2 separate regions of the Homo sapiens genome follow, and region 2 is linked to region 1. Evidence: read pairs that join two places in POLR2A ChIA-PET (ENCODE). Cell type or tissue: PC-9. All regions are shown on one strand. Each heading gives the region's core, and the rest is flanking DNA. Links, peaks and the distances in the headings are about the cores only. Region 1 overlaps ATP10D (ATPase phospholipid transporting 10D (putative)). Region 2 overlaps COMMD8 (COMM domain containing 8).

Region 1 (7,140 bases), core at 1-5,000:
GAGCATTGTTTATTTATAGCATGTCCCTTGACTATTAATCGTGTTTCATTTTATTTGTTAGAAGACTGAGTAGCTACTAAGTAGTACAGCTAATATTTGAGCCTGGACTTACAGAGTAGAAGAAATGTGATTTGTCAAAAAGTGGTGAGCAAAGTGCTCATTCCTTCATTTAAAACGGGTGAACTGCAAAATGCAGGGTTGGAGTCAAGGTCCATAGTAACCTCTGTTACCATATGAAGATGTGTGCCCACCATTCCCTTGATTCTTTTAAGAAAAACCAATTATCAATATTTTATGTGAATTTATCTCTATTTTAAAATCTTGCTTTTATATGTGTGTGTGTATACATGTATTTATGTTTATAAAACAAAACCATGTGCTTGCCGACACTCTGATACAAAATAAGTCATTGGGTAGAATTTTGCTGTAGGACTAATGGTTTGTGACCACTGTGTTAAATCATCTCTGAAGTCTAAGCCTTAAGATATTATGATTTGTGATAACGCTTGATGAGGTATGACTTACTGATTTGCTTTCCTATCATATCTTAAAGAAATTTTCCTCAATATTTATGTGGAGCTTTATTAATAACAGAGGCTTCTCCAAGTACTAACATACTTTTAACTTTGTTGGAAGTGACAGAGAAAGAGTGAAAGGCTCTTTCCTGACTACTGTGGGCACAGTGCTGCCCTCCCCTGAGCCTTCTTGTCCAACTGCTGTCTTTCAGTAATTTTCTACCATAAGATTCTGTTTTCTTCTTCTTTTTTAAATCTGATATTTTCAAACATTGAAAATATTATTTCTTTTTATTCGTTTACAAAAACATCCACTGAAATAAAATAATTTAAAAGATCTTTATAAATATTTTATCTTTAGCTCTCTGTAGAACAAATACCTATTTCTATAGGAAAAGCTTTCTGTGTATAACATTATTGACTGAGGGAGAAAGGGTTGTAAGGGGAAAATTTTGTTTTAAAAACTTTTGAATTGACAAATACAAATTGTATGTATTTATGGTGAAGAATGTGATGTTTTGATATGTGGATGTATTGTGGAATGGCTAGCTCAAGGTAATTAACATATGTATTACCTCACATACTTTTTATTGTGGTGAGAACACTTTAGGTCTACTCTCTTAACAATTTTCAAGTGTACAACATATTGTTACTGTATTAACCATAGTCATCGTAATATACAATAGATCTCTTCAACTTATTACTCCTTTGTAGCTGAAATTTTGTATTCTGTAATAGTCTGTTTTCTGCATTTGGGGTTGTGGATCTATTTAGGAACATGGATCTATCCATTTCCATGTATAATTTCAGCTTTGTGTGAAGCCACACACTATCAGTATCTTTTTACCAACATGTACACTAACATTAGTGGATCTTGAAACTAATTCAATGCATCCTAACTAGTACTAATATGAGAGAGAGAAGAAAGAAGATCCCTGTATGCATTGCAGGTGGTAAGGGTAAGAAATATTTCATAGAACTTTTGTTTCAGGGGTGTGTGTGTGTGTGTGTGTGTGTGTGTGTGTGTGTGTGTAAATTCTACTTTGCATCATAGAATGTATTTCTTACTGGGAGAGCAGTTAACGCATTTCAAAAGCCTCTGATCTAGGATGACTAAATAGATCCTTGGTCATTCCTGCCTAGTATAAGAGTTTAAATTTTAAACTAGCAATTTGAAAGGATTTTCATCATATGTTAATTACCTCCAAGCCTAGGCTTTTCTCCTCAGTCATTTCAAAGCACTTCTCTGTCTAGCTTAAATCTGTCCTCTGATCCAAGGGTCACTTTTCAGGAGAATGACAGTGCTGAAGAGAGAGTTCTTACAAAATGATGAGCTGCCCAGCCTTGGAGAGTAGGAGAGAGACTCTTGTAGGCTCTAGAAGGGGGCCATGGAGGGCAGTGAGCCAGCCCTAATTCTATCTTCACCAAAATTCCTTGAAAATGAAAAGAAGGAATAAAGGAGAAAGGCAATGTGGGAGTAAATAGAGAATCTCATGTACATTTAAAGATATTGAAAAGTCCTAAAGAGAAGGAGACCTAGAAATACTTTTGCAATGAAATGTTTTGCAGTCGTTATGGGCTTGTTTCTTAGGAACTGAGTGACTTGGGGAAAGATGTAGTTCTTGTCTGGGTTGTGGAATAAAAAGCTGATTGTTTCTGTGAACCAGTAAGTATGTTTGCTAGCGTGAGGTTATTAGTCAGACACACCACAAATTAGCAGAAGTTAACACCTCCTGTATTTGTTTCATGTTTGTTTAGTTAGTCCTGTTTGGACTCTCAAGAAATTGTATTTCAGAATTTAAAAAGGGAAGTGAGATTTAGATTGTTGTATGAGATTGTGGACACTAGAGGGATAAACATTCTTATGTCTTAGTAAGAATTTAATGGCAAGTGAATGCTTCCTTTTAAAGTTTCCAGAAATAAATCAAATTGTGCTGATTTCAACCTTTTAAAAAAAGTCACATTTGTCATAATGGTAACCTAATGTGCATTATGTGAAACTAATGAAAAGCACTTAGTATTTATGTTCAGTATTTTCTGTTATCTATTGATTCACTTATAAAGCACTATCTTATGTTCTTATTCTGGGGGAGAGTTCTAGATATGTTATGAACTACATTAATAACTCAAGCTGCCATTGTGAGCAGCCAGTTAAAAGAACCAAGCCACTTTTGTATGCTTGGTGAAGTAAAAACCAGCTTTTCAAATATACTTCGGAGGCAGACTTTTAAAAAATTATATTGAAGAGATAGTAAATGTTATTTTGGCCAGTCAATCTTCATTGATTTAGTTATCTATAAATAAATATTTTAGAGGCCAAAATCCAAAAGAACTGTTTTTTTTTCTTGTTCCTATTATTAGTATAAAACCGATGAGGCTGACATGAATATTTTCTCTCATGATAAGACGGGCTATCTATTGTGGGTCCAATATCCAGGCACAACTACATATACTCAGAGGCTGTTGTTCTTCCCATCAAAAGTGATTGTCTGCCTGTAATCCCAGCTATTCAGGAGGCTGAGGCATGAGAATTGCTTGAACCCCTTTCTTTCCTATTTTTGTTTTGATTAACAAACTCACATTTTGTTTTGATTAACAAACTCCAGGTAGGGCTGCATTTCTTGGAAAATAAGGAAACCTTAGAAATAAGGAAAATAAGGGAATATGTTATCAGTTTGATTTTGTTTTGTAGCAAAGCACCCCAAAACTTAATGACATAACATTTATTGATTCATAATTTGATGGGTGGGCAAGTCGGGCTGAGCTCAGCTGAGACATCTTTATTCTAATTTGTGCCTTCTGGGCACACTCGCTTGTTAGTGGTCAGTTGGCAGTCAGTGGTGTTATTTATGTATTTATAGAGGCTATGGTGGTAAATGGGGCAACTGAGGCATGTGGTGTGGGCTACAGTGGTTCCTAGAACAGTGAGAGAGAATAAGCTCCAGTGAACAAGCACTTTTCAAGCCTCTATTTGCTGTCTTGTTTACTAGTGTTACATTAGCTGAAGCAAGGCACATGGCCAAGCCCAGACACCACAGGTAGAGAAAGACTCTACCTCTTGATTGGCAGAGAGTTATGCTTGCAGAGATAGGAAGAATTTGTGGGCATTTTTGTAATCCACATAGAATGGGTTTTTTTGATGTCCTATGATTTATCAGACTTTATGCTATGTGACTTACCTGTTATTCATTTAGTCCTCAAAACAATTTCCTGACATGCCTGGCATTATGCCCATTGCAAAGATGATAAAACTGATGATCAGAGAAGTTAAGAGACTTGCACAAATTAAGCCCAAATTGTTTGCTTCAAGTTATGGAATGGCCTTTTAGGTGCTGTCTCTTGTTAAGCAACATGATCAGATGCTTAGCCCATGAGGCAGAAGATGTATGCTTTATTTGGTTAAAATGGAGTTCTAAAGACTACTTTTACTTTCTCCCTTACATGTTGAACCATTGGGTCATATATTTATTTGGTATAGAAAAAATATTAAAATTTCACTATCTTTGAGACGTTTCAGAAGCTCATGGAAGTGTGGTTTTTGTTTGTTTGCCAGGTCAGCTACACAACCTGGATCTTACCACAGTTTGGATATGACTGAGGCTCTCCAATGGGCCAGATATCACTGGCGACGGCTGATCAGAGGTGCAACCAGGGATGATGATTCAGGGCCATACAACTATTCCTCGTTGCTCGCCTGTGGGCGCAAGTCCTCTCAGACCCCTAAACTGTCAGGAAGGCACCGGATTGTTGTTCCCCACATCCAGCCCTTCAAGGATGAGTATGAGAAGTTCTCCGGAGCCTATGTGAACAATCGAATACGAACAACAAAGTACACACTTCTGAATTTTGTGCCAAGAAATTTATTTGAACAATTTCACAGGTACTGTTTTATTTTTGAAGAAAACCTTAGAATATCATTCTAGTTGATATATAACATATTTTTCATTTTCATAACCCTGTATATTACTTAAACCTAAGACATGTGACATCATCCTTGACAATTTTGATACAAATCTGTTGTGGAATGATGACTCCTCCCATTCACGTAGCACTTTCCAATTGGAAAGGTGTTTTCTCTTTACCAGAAAAGATATTGTAATTCACATATTATAGGTTAGGAAATGACTTGACTGTGGTTTAGCCAATGTCATGCCAATGTCAAGTAGCAGACCAGGGGCTGCCTCTGGGGGTCTTCTTACTCTTGCTTTAGTGTTCTTTCCATGAAACCACGCGCATTTTAATTTCAAATTTTTCTTACTGATAATAGGAGGAAATAGAGCTCTGAAGCCAGTGCAGATGTCAGATGTTTAGGTGAAACAGTGACCTAATTCAACTTAATATCTCATTCATGGACAATCTCCTGTGAGTTTAGGCACTGAAGGAAATGGAAGTGTGAGTGCCACTCCTCTCCTTGTGGAGTTTGCAGTTGTGCTAGGGAAACACAATATATACATATATAAAACAAAAAGACATAGGGAATGCAATGAGTGTTATAAAGGGCTGTCAAATAGAATGAAAGCCTCAAAAAGAGAAATAATAATGGTAACTGGAGCAATAGAAGGGGAAGTGACATTTGACTTAATAACAGAGGGTGGGTGAGATATTCAAAGCAGAGGTGTGAGCAAAGCATATTTCAGATGGAGGAAGGAGTATGAATAATGGCATAAAGGCAGTAGCATAAAAGGCTTGCTTGAAGCCTGGGAAATAGTGTTCTCTGACTTACATGTAACATCTGTGCTGAGGAGCAACAGGAAGTAAAGTCAGAAAGATAGATGTGACCCAGGAAAGAGGTCTTGCTATCAGGATAAAGAGTTGAGGGCCAAGTCTGCAGGCACAATTACCATGCTTACGTCAGTATTTCACTATGGAAGCAGTGTGGTGGGTAGATGAAAAGACTTAGAGATGATGGCAGAGAAAACATTTAGGAAGACATTGTATATATCCCAGTGAATTGTAATGGAGACCTGACCTTGGAACAATGTGGGAATGAAAAGAAGGGTGATCTCTTACAGATACTGTGGATTTAGTGTAAGACATTCAGTGAAAGGAGTAAAAAAGATGATGTGAACATGTTGAGCTGTGATGACCAGAAGTACTAACAGAAAAATGAAAAACAAGAGTAAAAAGAACCTTGGCTGGAAGAGTATTTTGTTTTTGTAAATGTATTCAAGACGCCAATGCAAGTAAAGAGATTCTCCATATTCTTTAGTCATTCCACATACATTCATTCTCATCATTCATTCTATATATGTTCCATATGCATTTATTAAATAGTGGCTATGTTTAAAGGACAGATTTGAATTTGTTGAATTAATGGCTATGTAGCCCTATGTGTGTTTCATTCTTTTATGGAGTTTGGAATCTAGTGTACCCAATGGAATAAAAACCTGAAACAGAGTTCAAGGTTAGAGCTATAGGTTTAGATGTGGTCCACCTGGAAAGAATTGAAGCCACAGAGTAGCAGAAAGGGTTAAGAAAGAAATTTTCAGAGTAAAAAGATTTGGAGGTGACAAAAAAGAAGTATATATAGATTATTCTTTTGAGAAGTTTCATGGTCAATGGAAAAATATGTTATCAAAATGTAATGGCAGGATTAAGATTTTGTTTCTCCTTTAAGGAAAAGGGTGTCTTGAACTTACCATATGGCCCAAAATTAGGGACCCATGGAGAAGTATTTGAATATATAAAGTAGAAGAATGGAAGAAGTTCCTGAAGAAGGTGGTTCTGAATAGCATAAAAGAAGAAATAGAAGAGTTAGTCACAAGAGAAAAGAAATAGGCTTTTCTACTCAATTTTGAGGCTTGTTTAAATCTAATGTTTGGATGTACAAAAGGCTAGAGGGTTGATCTTTATTTTGTTAATTAATTTTTATACCACATGAACTCTGAATTTCTTCTAAATTTTTATGAACTTTTAAAAAGAAAATAGTATTTTCTCTTGTGCTTTTTTCTATTTTTTTATTGTGCTCAAGACCGTCCCACTCAAATATTTACTATTTTATATTTAATAAATAATATCTCACATTATTTATTTATTGATTGATTACTCTACCCAGGCTGGAGTGCAGTAGTGTGATCCCGGCTCACTGCAGCCTCCGACTTCTGGGTTCAAGTGATTCTCGTGCCTCAGCCTCCTGAGTAGCTGGGACCACAAGCGTAGGCCACTACACCCAGCTAATTTTTGTATTTTTAGTAGAGACGGGGTTTTACCGTGTTGCCCAGGCTAGTCTCGAACTCCTGACCTCAAGTGATCTGCCCGCCTCGGCCTCCCAAAGTGCTAAGATTATAGCCGTGAGCCACCACACCCAGCCCTGATATCTCACATTTATTAAAGAATGACACAAGCCAGATGTCTAGCAGGGTAATAAATAGTTCATTAAGATTCATTGTATTCTGCTAGTTCTATATTCTGTAACATACAAAATCTACTAATAGAAACTTACAGAAAAACAATATAGTACTTTGCCTCTGACATCAGTCCTTGAAGTAACTTCTTAACACCTCCCTTTGTGTGTTTGGGTTGCAGAGCTGCCAATTTATATTTCCTGTTCCTAGTTGTCCTGAACTGGGTACCTTTGGTAGAAGCCTTCCAAAAGGAAATCACCATGTTGCCTCTGGTGGTGGTC
Region 2 (5,000 bases), core at 1-5,000, 52 kb before region 1:
TAGATGACAGAGCACGACTCTTGTCTCAAAAAATAAATAAATTATACATATATATATATATATATATATATATATATATATGTATATGTTGACTATATGCTGCCCCATCACTTATGTCATTTAATAATTTACAGATCTAATTATATTTATTATCAATGTAATGTTATTATACATGGCTTAGATGTTTGTAGTGTACTTATGCCCAAGTTAATTCAAGATGTAATTTAAACTATCTTTGATATTTCTTTGGGATAATACATTCCCAAAATAACAAATTTTATATATATGATATTATAAAGATATTTCTCTATATCCAAAAAATGAAATAAAAAATACACATACTCATAGACTCTTACCTTTACCTGCCAATCAAAATCCTGTAGCTGTGCAGAGGAAATAGCAACTATTTCTCTTGACAGAGCCTGTTTGATTTCATCTTTCCTACTTTTCACGCATTTCATGATAGTTTCTTGATGAAGTGAATTCAACTGATTCAACTGCTGAAATATCTATAAAAATAAAAACAGGCAAAAGGGGCTTTCTGTTTAAAATGTAAAAACACAATTCCACTCTCCTTTTGCACACTTTTAAAGCAACAGTAAAAGAAAAAGAGAAATACTTCTGTAACTATAAAAAAGAGTAAGATGAGAATGAATAACCAGAAAATAGGTTTTAACAAATTTCTGCAAAATATACAGTAAAGAAAAAGGACTGATGGAAGCAGCAGCATGGAAATGAATACACCTGGAAAACACCAAAGCTGATACCACCACGCAGGGTGAGTATCTCAAATCCCAAAACAGGAAAAGTTCTGCTCACTGATAGGATGCTCAAAGGAAGTGCTCATTTGAATAGTTGAGATTTCAGATTTTTTGAGTAGGGATGCTGCACTGGTGAGTATAATGCAAACATTGCAAAGTCAAAAAAATCCGAAATCCAAAACACTTCTGGTTCCATGCATTTCAAATAAGGGATACTCAACTTGTATTAATATATCAGACAATGTAGCCCTTAGGCAAGAAGCATTACAAGAAATAGAGAACGACAGTAAAAGGGCAATTCAACAGAAAGACACAACAATCATAAATCCCTCTGCACCTAACACCATAGCTTCAAAATATATAAAGCAGCAAAATTTGGCAATACTAAAAGAAATGAATAAATCCACATTCACAGTTAGAGGTATTAATACAACTCTCAATAGCTGACACAAAGAAACGAAAAAAAATCAATGAGGATATAGAAGAATTGAAAAAATGCATTCTACCTAACCTTAGCAATATATAGAATACTACACCTGACAACTGTACACATTATTTTCAAATGTATATGGAACATTCACCATAACGTACCATATTCTGAGCCATTTGGCAAACCACGACAGATCTCAAAGAACTAAATAATACTGTTTATATTTTTATTACTGGGTAATGAAGTTATGACTAATGAGAAAAGGTAACCAAAAAATTTCTGAATGTGTGAAAATTAAGTAGCACAACACTAAATAAATAAAGTCAATCTCACTTATTCTTCCTGAGAACAGGAAAAAAATCCTTCCCAATTCATTCCATGAGGCCAGAATAAAACTTAACACCTTGACAATAGTATTATAGGGAGGAAAAGAAAAAAAAAAAACACCTAGGCCAAGATCACTCAAATATAGATGTAAAAATCCTAAACAAAATATTGGCAATCCAAATCAAGAGATATATAAAAAAAAAGATAATACATCACGATCAAGTGGGGTTTATTTTGGCAGTGCAGCCTTAGTTTAACATTCAAAAATCACATGAACAAAATAGAGAAGAAACAATAATAAATTCAGGGAAAAGCATTTCATAAAATTCAATATCCATTCATGGTAAAAATTCTCAGCAAAGTTAGAATTGTAGGATGCTTCTTTAGTCTGATAATGGATATCTATAAAATTACAGAGCTAACATACTAAATGGTGAAATAGTAAACACTTTCTCCCTAAGGTTAGGAATAGATATATATCTACTATGACTGCTTTTTTAAAAGAAACACTGACTACTGGTGTTAGCCAATGCGCTAAGGTAAGAAAAATAAATGAAAGATGTTAAAGTTGAAAAAGAAAATTATTATATACAATCTCCCCCCAAAAAATCTGTATACAATTAGACACAGTAAACAAATTTAGAAAGGCTGTGGGACACAAGGTATATAAAAATCAACTGTACATACTAGCAAAAAACTACTGAAAAATTAAAGATCAAAAACATCATTTACTCAGAAATAAAAATATTTGCAAGAGCTCAACACTGAAAACTACAAAATACGAGAGAGACAAACTAAAGCTAATCTAAATAAATAGAGGGCTATCCCATGTTCTTAACTTTGGAAAGCTAAATGTTGTTAAGATGTCAATTCTCCCCATAAATGATCTCTATCAAAATTCCAGCAGGTTTGTAGGTTAAAACTGAAAAGTTGATTCTAGAGGGTTATCCGAAAATATAATAGCCAAGGCACTCCTGAAGAAGCATGAGAATGAAGGTCTTCTATTACCAGATATGAAGACATAATTTAATTTAGCTTTAATTCTACAGTAATTAAAGCAGTATAGCATTGGCAAATATACAAAAGTAGACTAATGGAATACATTGAAGAGTTGAGATACAGAGGCACAAATATAGGGCCACTTGATTTACAATAAAGGCAGCACAGCAATATTGTGGGGCAAGGATGGTCATTTCAATAAATGGTCAACTAGATATTAATGTAGAAAATTGTGAACTTGACCTCCACTCCATACACAAATATTAATTCAAAATGCATCAGTAACATAATGTGAAAGCTAAAACAATCAAGCTTCTACAAGAATACATCCAAGAATCTTCATGTCTTCAGCACAAATATTTCTGAAACAAAACATTAATAGTATTAGCCAGCAAAAGAAATATTGACAAAGTAGATCTGTTAAATTTCATAACTTGTTTCACCAAAAGATACCATTAAGAGAGTAAAAAGGCAAGCACATAATAGAAGATATTTAAAATACATATTTCTAACAATGAGCTTATATCCAGAATATCAACCAAATCAATGACAAACATACATAACTTGATTTTTAGAAAAGTGAGCAACCTACACAAGCTCAAATGATTTTTGACAAAGATGCAAAAGCAATTCAGTGGAAGAAGGATATCCTATGACCATGCAATTTCACTTCAAGATATCTACCCCAGAAAAGCTGGTGTGAGTGTGAACAAGGAGACATGTAAAGAACATTTATAGCAGCACTACTTGTAATAATGAAAGAAGCAATGACTATTCATTAGTCAGTAGGGAGATAAATAAATCCTATTTAATTCCTATCATCAAATACTACAAGGAGTTAAAATACACTAACTAGATCCATGTTTATCAATGTAAAACACAATGCTGCATTTAAAACAATTTACAAGTGCAGACAAATGTTACATTTTATTACAAGTTATACACTGACACACCCCAAATAATTTCAATACACTAAAAGATTCAAACATACACACAATATATAATACAAAACATGAACACCACCTTCAAGAGTGGTGATCTCTAGGTAAGAGTGGGATATCCAGGAGGGGGATAAGGGAATTTAGGTTATCTTTGTAATGCTTTATTTCTGAAACAAACACACACATTGCAAAATGTTAACACCTGTTTAACTGGTAATGTGAATGTAGGTGTCAGTTATATAATTTCTTGTTTTCTTCTGTATGTTTTAAATGTTTCACAAAAGAGTAAAAACAACCAAAAACAAAACTGCAAAAACCTAGGACTTCCACAGATTTTTCCATTCACAATTATAAGGTATTTGTTGTTACTGATGATAGCCCTTGTATTATACATTGCTCTAAAAAACTCAGAGAGAAACCTGAGCATTATTTATTGTAAGTTATAGAAATGTGCAGAGAAGTTACCTCTTCATCAGGTAAGTTTTTACCAACTATGGCTTTGAAAAATTTGGCAATATCTTCTAAAACGTGCATCCATTCTTCTGATTCCCAAACAGTGTGATAATCTTGGTACACAGGATAAGCTCGACCACAAATGCCATCAATTATTTTGTGAAGAAGCTAGCAAGAAAAAAGGAAATAAATGTACTTATAAGTAAAATGATGAAACAAATTTATCTTCCTCTTAACAAACAAATGTTGGGAGATGTTCATGTTATCTGCAAGACCAGCTTAAGTTAAAATGTATAAACCACTTTTAAGATTATTCTAATTAAAAATTAGAACTCATAAAAATCCTAGACTTTCTATTATTATGTTGACCTTCAGAAGCTAAAATAATTTTGTTATAAAAATTACATAATGAAAAAACTAAAAGGAAGATACATATAAAAGATTCCATATTTATAGCAACGACCAAACAAAAGGATAGGACTTATATCAAAGTCTCTTACTGTAGGCCTATAAGCTTCATTTTGCTTTGCCTCCATTTTCACAACATACTTTTTTTTCTTTTGAGGGTCTCACTATGTTGCCCAGGCTGGCCTTGAACTCCTGAACTCAAGCAATTTTCCCATCTCAGCCTCCCAAGTAGTTAGGACTGCAGACGAGCACCACCGCACCCAGCTCAGCAGTTACTTTTGCTGTATTCCCAGAAAGTCTCCAGTACTTTTTTCCTTTTTTTACTTTCCTTTCTATCCTATTAGTATCTTAATATCAGCAACAGAAAGCCTAACACATGTATAACTGAGCATAGTGATTAAGACTACGGATTTTGGAATAAAACTATCCAGTTCCAATCCCAGTTTCAGTATTTTCAAGTTTTATTTAAATGTTCTGAGTCTGCTTCCTCAAGTGTTAAATGAGGATATCATCTATTCTCTTAATCTTGCTGTAAGGATGGAATAAGAATACGTGCAAATCACTTGGCATCTTCCTGGCATGTACAAAGACATGTAGACATTGCTAGCCCTCGTTACCATTCTAATTATTATCACTAGTCCTCCTCCTCCAATTCATGCCTTCAGCATCTATTAACTGAGA

Evidence for each region. ChIA-PET counts read pairs that join two places held together with the same protein. Peaks named below come from ENCODE experiments on the same cell type or tissue, not always from the same donor. Only the 100,000 strongest peaks of a DNase experiment are listed, where the experiment ranks them.
Region 2: POLR2A ChIA-PET joins it to region 1 with 7 read pairs; 4 of 35 experiments call an interaction of 5 or more read pairs at or near these places.

The regions. Positions count from the first base shown.
Region 1 is chr4:47,508,436-47,515,575 of GRCh38, forward strand. It overlaps ATP10D (ATPase phospholipid transporting 10D (putative)), which reads left to right. Exons shown (of 23, transcript NM_020453.4): 2 at 4,069-4,395; 3 at 7,041-7,140. The coding sequence starts at 4,106. Among named protein-coding and RNA genes, the nearest start is that of ATP10D, 27 kb to the left of the region's middle. In PC-9, for the core only: a CTCF peak has its summit at 2,383; a DNase peak (open chromatin) is centred at 2,186; H3K27ac peaks cover 660 bases.
Region 2 is chr4:47,456,221-47,461,220 of GRCh38, forward strand. It overlaps COMMD8 (COMM domain containing 8), which reads right to left. Exons shown (of 5, transcript NM_017845.5): 2 at 3,924-4,079; 3 at 357-509. Among named protein-coding and RNA genes, the nearest start is that of COMMD8, 5.0 kb to the right of the region's middle. In PC-9, for the core only: no CTCF peak of the experiment used is centred there; no DNase peak of the experiment used is centred there.